Regions from separate parts of the Homo sapiens genome. Here region 2 is linked to region 1. A link is a contact called in ENCODE Hi-C or POLR2A ChIA-PET data. All regions are on one chromosome and are shown on one strand. Each heading gives the region's core, a stretch centred on a gene start or an enhancer-like site at or near the end of the contact. The rest is flanking DNA. Distances are from core to core; before and after follow the strand shown. Region 1 holds the start of FEM1A (fem-1 homolog A). Region 2 holds the start of ILF3-DT (ILF3 divergent transcript).

Evidence for each region. Hi-C counts contacts between places; a loop is a spot of excess contacts on that map. ChIA-PET counts read pairs that join two places held with the same protein, here RNA polymerase II (POLR2A). Pooled maps may share reads with other maps.
Region 2: a loop to region 1 is called in a pooled map, with 17 times the contacts of the local background. The contact joins the promoter of ILF3-DT here to the promoter of FEM1A in region 1. A Hi-C loop is called at or near these places in 1 of 50 pooled maps. POLR2A ChIA-PET finds 5 or more read pairs at or near these places in 2 of 52 experiments (OCI-LY7 and PC-3).

What each region holds. Positions count from the first base shown.
Region 1 is chr19:4,789,928-4,793,850 of GRCh38, reverse strand. It overlaps FEM1A (fem-1 homolog A), which reads right to left and starts at 2,117. Exons shown (of 1, transcript NM_018708.3): 1 at 1-2,117. The coding sequence starts at 1,996. It overlaps LOC124904620 (a long non-coding RNA gene), which reads left to right and starts at 2,559. Exons shown (of 2, transcript XR_007067103.1): 1 at 2,559-2,653. RefSeq lists enhancers at 493-1,149, 1,437-1,496, 1,150-1,806, 2,027-2,296, 1,807-2,464.
Region 2 is chr19:10,651,641-10,655,526 of GRCh38, reverse strand. It overlaps ILF3-DT (ILF3 divergent transcript), which reads left to right and starts at 1,655. Exons shown (of 1, transcript NR_024333.1): 1 at 1,655-3,665. ILF3 (interleukin enhancer binding factor 3) reads right to left here and starts at 1,181. Exons shown (of 20, transcript NM_017620.3): 1 at 1,040-1,181. RefSeq lists silencers at 854-1,013, 1,094-1,333 and enhancers at 1,424-1,893, 2,134-2,303, 2,169-2,670, 2,671-3,173.

The DNA of each region.
Region 1 (3,923 bases), core at 868-3,367:
TGAACGCCTCCAGATCTTCCGGGATGAAGCCCTTGTAAGGGATCTTGTTCTTATCCAGGGCCCGGGCCGCAAGGCACTGCAGGGTCACGTAGTTGAAGGGCTGCATGGTACCCCTGGCCAGCAGCTTCTCGTCCAGCAGCTCGTAGGCCGTCTTCTTGAAGGCATTGGTGGCGTCCATGTGGGCCCCTGCTTCGATCAGGGCATTCATGATGGCCGGGCAGTTGTTCTGGGCTGCTATGTGTAGCGGGGTGTTGTTGTCAAAATCCCTGCTGTCCGGGTCGGCCCCGCAGTCGAGCAGCACTTTGACCACGTGCAGGGAGGGGAATCTGCCCACGGGATAGCGGCCCACGTTTGTGGTGTCCTTGTCCACAGCCATGTGCAGAGGGGTGAAGCCGTTCTTGCCCCTGGGCGCGCACTTGAGCAGGCGGTAGACGGTCTGGTGCTTCAGGTGCTCCTGGCTGGGGGTGCACTCCACTTTCTCCAGCAGGTAGAGCAGGTGGAGGATGATGGCCAGCGCCTTGGTGAACTGGGCTGAGTCTCCGGGCTCCCTGGGCAGCTGCAGGGCCCGTTCCACTTCCCGGACCCCTTTGGTGAGAACCCCCATGAGGTCTGCAAAGCCGATCTGGGTGCCCAGGCTGCCTTTGGCGGCCCGGTCCTGAAGCACGTAGGAGAAGAGTTCCGCGAAGGAGAGGAAGCTGCTGGCGGTCATGGGGCTCAGAGGCTCCAGGTTGCTCTGTTGCATGTCCAGGGCGTACTTCCACAAGCGGATGCAGCGCTCGAAATTGCCCGAGTCGGCGTACACGGCACCCCTGTAACGGATGTAATAGGAAGTGTCCGGGTGCGAGGGACCGAGGATGCGCTCCCGGATCAACAGGGCCTGCATGCGCATCTCATCCGGGTCGGTGATCAGCGCCTCCAGCTCCTCGGTGGTGTTGACCTCCCTGGAATAGTCATAGGCCAGGACCAGCTGTGGGGGCTCCGGTTTGGGCAGGTACTCGCCCCCCTGGTGACGCAGCTCCATGGCCCGCCTCCAGTGTTTAAGGGCCCCAAGCAGATCTCGTTTCTTATCCACATACGTAGCTCCCAGCAATTCCAAGGCTTCCACGGCAGCTTCCCGGCTGGTGGGACAGCAGCTTTCGTAAGATTCCCCGTTCAGTGGTTCCTCTGGGGAGGAGCTGCAGCACGGAGCCCCCTGAGGCTGCGCACACCCCTGGCTGGTGGAGGGGTCTTCTTGGGGCAGCCCAGGCTGAGCCTCTCCCCCTGCGACCTGCTCCTGGCCGGGCTGCTCCTGGATGAGGTACTCCACGATGTTGGTGTGGCCCGTCACGCTGGCCGCGAGCAGCGGGGTCATGCCGTAGCCGTCACGTTCCATGCGGGCCTTGCACCCCAGCAGCAGCTGCAGGATCTCCAGGCTGCCGGACTCGGCGCAGTCATGCAGGGCCGTGTTGCCCTTGGCGCTGCGCCGGTTCACCTGGGCGCCCTGCTCCAGCAGGTAGCGGGCGATCTCACGGTGGCCCTTGTAGCACGAGATCATGAGGCACGTGTGGCCGTGCCGGTTGGCCACCTCCAGGTCGGCCTGGTGCTCGCCGACCAGGTAGCGCACCACCTCCAGGTGGCCGTCGAAGCAGGCGGCGCGGAGAGGCGTGGAGTTGGTGCGCGTGGTGCGGTTCACCGAGGCCCCGCGGCGCAGCAGGCTCCGCACCACGTCCAGGTGGCCGGCTGCGGAGGCGGCCCACAGCGGCGGCGCGCCCTCGATGGTCTCGCCATCGAAGTGCACCGAGCCACCGGCCTCCACGCTCGCGCCGCACCGGTCCACCAGGTACTCCACCACGTCCAGGTGGCCGTAGCGGGCGGCGATGAGTAGCGGCGTTCCCCCGCCGGCCACCTCGCCCGTCAGCTCGTCCAGTTCCTCCCGGCTCCGGCCGCTGAGCAGCTTCTGGAGCAGCTGCAGCTTGCCATCACGGGCGGCGTTGTACACGGCGGTGCGGAGGTCCATGGTTCGGGCCTCCGCCAGGCCATGGGCCGGCCGCCGGGGGACGGGGAGACGGAGGATCAGAGCCCGGACGGGCGGGAGGCAACCTTCACCGTCCCCCTCGCCGCCATCTTAGGGTCTCCTCGGGCGGAACAAAATGGCTGCCGCGACCCGACGGATGGCAGCACGCCGGGAAATGGAGTCCTTTGCGCGGGCCCACTCCATAGAACAGAAAAGGAATCTTGGGGGCTCAAGACTACACTTCCCCAAAGGCCACAGGACAGCCCCTGAGAGCTGTGAGCGCGCGGCATGGTGGGAATTGGCGTTCCAGTCGCAGCGCATGGCATCGGAAGCTAGCAATTTGAGGACTACAATTCCCGTCATGCAGCGTCACACGACCTAGCTTGTGGGAACCGGCGAAATTTGGTGACGTACTTCCCGTGGCTATCTCTGCGTCAGAGCGTATAGAAAAAGCAGGCGCGATACCCTTAAGGACTACATTTCCCAAAAGGGATCACGAGCGACTCTGAGCCAATCAGGACCGAGACCGAAGGCTAAAAGCGACTAGAGGGGACGCGTCTGTTTTGGGCTTGGAGCACGGGCAAGCGGCCCACCGGCAGGGGGCGCCCGGAGGAGGCCGAAAAGCTGGACGGGGCGAAAACGTTTTGAGCTGGGAGAACGGTAAAAAATGACGCGCTCACTTCTTATTCTCACATTCATATATTCATTTATTCATTTACATACATTTATGTATATTCTAGTATGTGTCAGAATTTCCTTCTTTTATTTACGTATTTATTTTTATTTATTTCTTTCAATAACTTTGTGGGGTTTTTTGGTTTTGGTTTTTGTTTTTGAGACAGCGTCTCGCTCTTGTTGCCTAGGCTGGAGGGCAATGCCGCAATCTCGGCTCACTGCAACCTCTGCCTCCCGGGTTCAAGTGATTCTCGTGCCTCAGCCTCCCGAGTAGCTGGGACTACAGACATCCACCACCACGCCCGGCTAATTTTTGTATTTTTGGTAGAGACGGGTTTCGCCATGTTGGCCAGGATGGTCTCGAACTCCTGACCTTGGGAGATCCGCCCGCCTCAGCCTCCCAAAGTGCTAGAATTACAGGCGTGAGCCACTATGCCCGGCCTGACGTGCTGACTTCAATTCCTTTGGATAAAGACCCAGAAGTGGGATTCCTGGATCACCTGGTAGTTTTATTTTTAAATTTTTCTTTGGAACTTCCATACCATTTTCTATAATGGCTATACTAATTAAAATTACCATCAGTAGTGTATAAGTGTTCTCTTCAAATCCTTGCCAACGTTTGTTACCTTTCGTCTTTTTGATGATAGCTATTCTAGCAGTTGTAAGGTGATCCATTCCCTGGCATTTTTTGACAACAATGAATTATATTATGAAAAAGAAATCTTTGGTGACCCGAATTCTTTATTTTTAAAGTTTATTCGAGGTGTAATATATATACAATAAAATGCATTTTTAATAAAGAGGACAGGTTTGGCCGGGCAAGGTGACTCACACCTGTAATCTCAGCACTTTGGGAGGCTGAGGTGGGAGGATTGCTTGAACCCAGGAATTCGAGACCAGCCTGGGAAACATAGCACATCTCTACAAAAATAGAAAAATTAGCCGGGCGTGGTAGCGTGCACCTGTTGTCTCAGCTACTCGGGAGGCTGAAGTGGGAGGATCGCTTGAACCTAGGAGGTCAAGGCTGCAGTGAGCCGTGATTGCACCATTGTACTTCAGCCTGGGTGACAGAGGGAGACCCTGTCTCTAAGATAAATAAATAAAAATAAATAAAGAGAACAGGTGTGACAAACATGCAGCTATGTAGCCAGTATCACAACCAAGATGTTCAACAGCGTCTTCATTCAGAATTGTTATCTCATGCCGGCCGGGCGCGGTGTCTCACGCCTGTAATCCCAGCACTTTGGGAGGTCGA
Region 2 (3,886 bases), core at 406-2,905, 5.9 Mb before region 1:
AGCAGCAACTGGCAAACAATGTTGGAAATGTGGAGAAGAGATCCCTCATTCTCCTCAAATTTGGCCACTGAACTGGGGGAGGAGCATGCAGACCGCCGTACACCCCAAATAATTCATCCAGGCGGTGAATTAACTGGGGCAGAACCTCATGAGTAACCTCGAGAATCTCAATCGTTCAACTACTTGAGAAAATAAAGGTAGAAATGGGTTTTAAGCATCCACGTTTCGGGGCCCAGGCTTGCACCCAAGTAGATTGCCGGTCTAGAGAAGGCAAATACTAACAATCTGGAAAAACATTCAACAATGAAAACAAACTAACTAAAGAAAAAGCTGAAACCCTCTCAAGTTTTGACCCTGATCTGAGAGAGGCCTGGCTGACCAGAGATTTGGAAACCCGACGAACCCACAAAGGCTTCCTCAGCAATCCGCGTGGGAAGGGGCTTCCAAGGAGGGGGTCCGCCTCTCCGCGACCTGTGAGGACAAAGGAGGCGACTTTTCCCGCCTCGGGAACCTGGGACTCTCCTGGAATCGGGGGCGGGACCGGGACAAAGAGGAGGAGGGGGTAGGGAAGGAGTGAGGAAGGGGGGTCGCCCCGCCGCGGAACTCGGGACCCGAGGGGGTGTGTGCTCCAAGCACGTGCGCGCGTCCCCAGGACCCCCGCAACAGACAAAAGCCCAGCCGCGGGGAGGCGGCAGCCGGGGGCCCGGTGCGCGCGCACCCCCCCGCGCGTGGCGCCGCCGCCGGCCGAGGGGCCGCGTGCGGGGGGGAGCGGCTGCGCGCGCACCGAGTCCTCGCCGCCGCCGCAGCCGCCATTTTGTTTCCTCCGCACAATGGAAGAGAGTTAACGGCCGAGCGCGGGAGCGAGGCCGGCAAGGGAGGAACGGGCCAGGCGCCGGGATGAGGGAACCGGGCGGAGGCGGCGAGCGTGGGATCCCTCCAGCCTTGTCACCGCGAACCCTCAGTGGGGATCTCACTGAGGGCGGGCGGGGGGAGGGGCAGAGGCGGGAGCGGGCCCGGCCGCCGCCACATTGACGCTTACCTTGTCGGCGTCCCCTTCTTCGACCGCAGCCGCCGCCGCCGCCCTCCTGCCACAGCCCGCCGGGGTCTGCCCCCAAAAGCCACGCGGTGCGCGCCGGGCTGCTGGGTCCAACTGCAATGGCGAGAAGAGGAGGAGGAGGAGTCCGGACCGGGGGCGAGCGGGCGGGCGGGCAGGCGCGCGCCGGGGAGGTGCGGGAACACGTGACCGGCTGAAGCCCCGCCCCCTTTGACGCCGCGTTGCGCCTCGACGCAGGCCCAACCCAAATGGGAGGGAGGGGCGAAAAGAGATAAGGGGGGGGCTGAGGGGGTGGGCGTGAGTTGCACGTGGTGCAAGCGGGAGTGTTTGCGTGCGTAGTCACGTGACTTCGGCACCTTTCCCTCCGCTTTCGATAGGTTGCTCCATCATGTGACAATGGCGAATTTCGCGGTTTCCTTCGCCATCTGACAACTTTTGGCGCCTTCCCTTTGCCGTACTGGGAGTCCTCCATCACGTGACGAGGGCACGCTCTGGTTTTCGCTAAGGCGTTTTTTGAGCGGCCATTACCACGTGATGCAAGGCAAGCGTCAGAGGCGGAGCCTCCCTACGGCTGCGACATTTTGCGCCTGCGCGGCCGCCATCTTACGCCCGTCGCCCTGAGTACGTTAGCGGAAATGGCTCCGAGAGGCTTTGACGCATGTGTACCTTTTTAGTGGCGGTATCTCGGCCGGGGATTTTCGGGCTCCAGTGGAGGTGGCTATGCTCACCCCATCTCCCTTGAGAGGCACAGAAGGTTAGAGATGTGTGCGAGGAACGGCCAGGTCCAGCGTCTCCTCGTTGCTGCCCCTTGAGCCCGGGACCGGCGCCAATGCGCGCCCGGGTTCTTGGGTTCTTTCGTCCCGCAGACCTGCCTTGGTGTGGCGTCCCTGGGCCGTAGCTTCCGAAGGCTGCAGCCGACCTGGTCGGGGTCCTCTAGCCCGCCTTCCCCTTCCCCCATTGACAGATGGAGAAACTGAGGCCCAGGCCAAAAAATATCTCACTAGAGGGCTCACCGCCATTTCCTGGAAAAATTGGGGCTGGGACTCAACGGACGCTCGTCCAGCAGCAGCGCGGAGCTCCGAAGTAAAGGCGCCCGTGACCGAGTGCTTTGTCCTTACAAGCGTGGTGTTCTTGAATGCTTCCAGGCGCCTTATGAGGCCCCCGATGTACAATCTGTGCTTAACTAAACCCCACTGTCTTCCAGGGTCAGGTTGGCCATCCGCAGGCGTAGTTGCTAGGAAGGTTTGACAGATGTCCGCCTGTTGATTCAGACGTTCCCAGGATTTGGAGCAAGAAGAGCAAGGAAGGCCAGGCGCGGTGGCTCACGTTTGTAATCCCAGCACTTTGGGAGGCCGAGGCGGGCGGATCACGAGGTCAGGAGTTCGAGACCAGCCTGGCCAGCATGGTGAAACCCCGTCTCTACTAAAAATACAAAAGAAAATTAGCCGGGTGTGGTGGCACATGCCTGTAGTCCCACCTACTTGGGAGGCTGAGGCAGGAGAATTGTTTGACCTGGCAGGCGGAGGTTGCAGTGAGCCGAGATTGCGCCACTGCACTCCAGTCTGGGCGACAGAGCGAGACTCTGTCTCAGAAAAAAAAAAGAGCAAGGAGGTGTTGAAAATGGGTTTCCTGGCTGGGCGTGGTGGCTCACGCTTGTAATCCCAGCACTTTGGGAAGCTGAGGTGGGCGGATCACTTGAGGTCAGGAGTTTGAGACCAGCCTGGCCAACATGGTGAAACACCGTCTCCACTAAAAATAGAAAAATTAACTGGGTGTGGTGGAGGGCGCCTGTAATCCCAGCTAATCAGGAAGCTGAGACAGGAGGATCGCTTGAACCCAGGAGGCGGAGGTTGCAGTGAGCCGAGATTGCTCCATTGCACTCCAGCCTGGGCGATAGAGTGAGACTCAGCCTCAAAAAAAAAAAAAAAAAAAAATTCGCCAGGTGTGGTGGTGTGCGCCTATAATCCCAGCTACTCAGGAGGCAGAGGCACAAGAATGGCTTGAATCACTTGAACCTGGGAGGCAGAGGTTACAATGAGCCGAGATGGCACCACTGCACTCCAGCCTGGGCGACAGAGCGAGACTCCGACTTCCCATCTTAAAAAAAAAAAAAAAAAAAAAAAAGAAGTGTAAAGATGTGATTATGTGGCAGGGGGTAAGGGTTAAAAAGAAAACAAGAACAAGTTTTCCTCTGCTTAGCCAGCTTACTTCAAGGACAGTTATAACACTGAAAAGTCGAGGCCAAAGGAATGGGCTCCAGACAGCCTCCTCCGGAGCAAAGTTGAAAAGAAAAATTCCTTTACTGTCTCTCCTTTTCTGAACCATTAAATATGACTGTTTGCCAATGGTTGTATTTAGTAAGATTTGTAGACTCTGTTTTTCTTTTGACACAGCTGCAAGGCCAACAGCTGTGCAAAGCCACAAGTTATGCTAAGTCAGCAGTTATGCTATAGATTACATGACCTGTGACTGTATCATTAACTGCTTTTGTTTTGCTTCTGTAAGTTTGCCTATAAAAACCACACTCAGTCTTTGTTCAATGGTCAGCTTTTCAGATACAAATCCACTGAGCCGGTGTACATCTAAATAAATCCTCCTGTTTCCCGTGTCAGTCTCTCTGGTCCTTTGTTTCCTGCAACAATTACAGAAATGAGTGCCTAGCCGGGCATGGTGGCTCACGCCTGTAATCCCCACACTTTGGGAGGCCGAGGCTGGAGGATCCCTTAAGCCCAGGAGTTTGAGGCCAGCTTGAGCAACATGGCAAAACCCAGTCTCTACAAAAATTAGCTGAGCGTGATGGCCTGTGTCCATAGTTCCATCTACTTGGGAGGA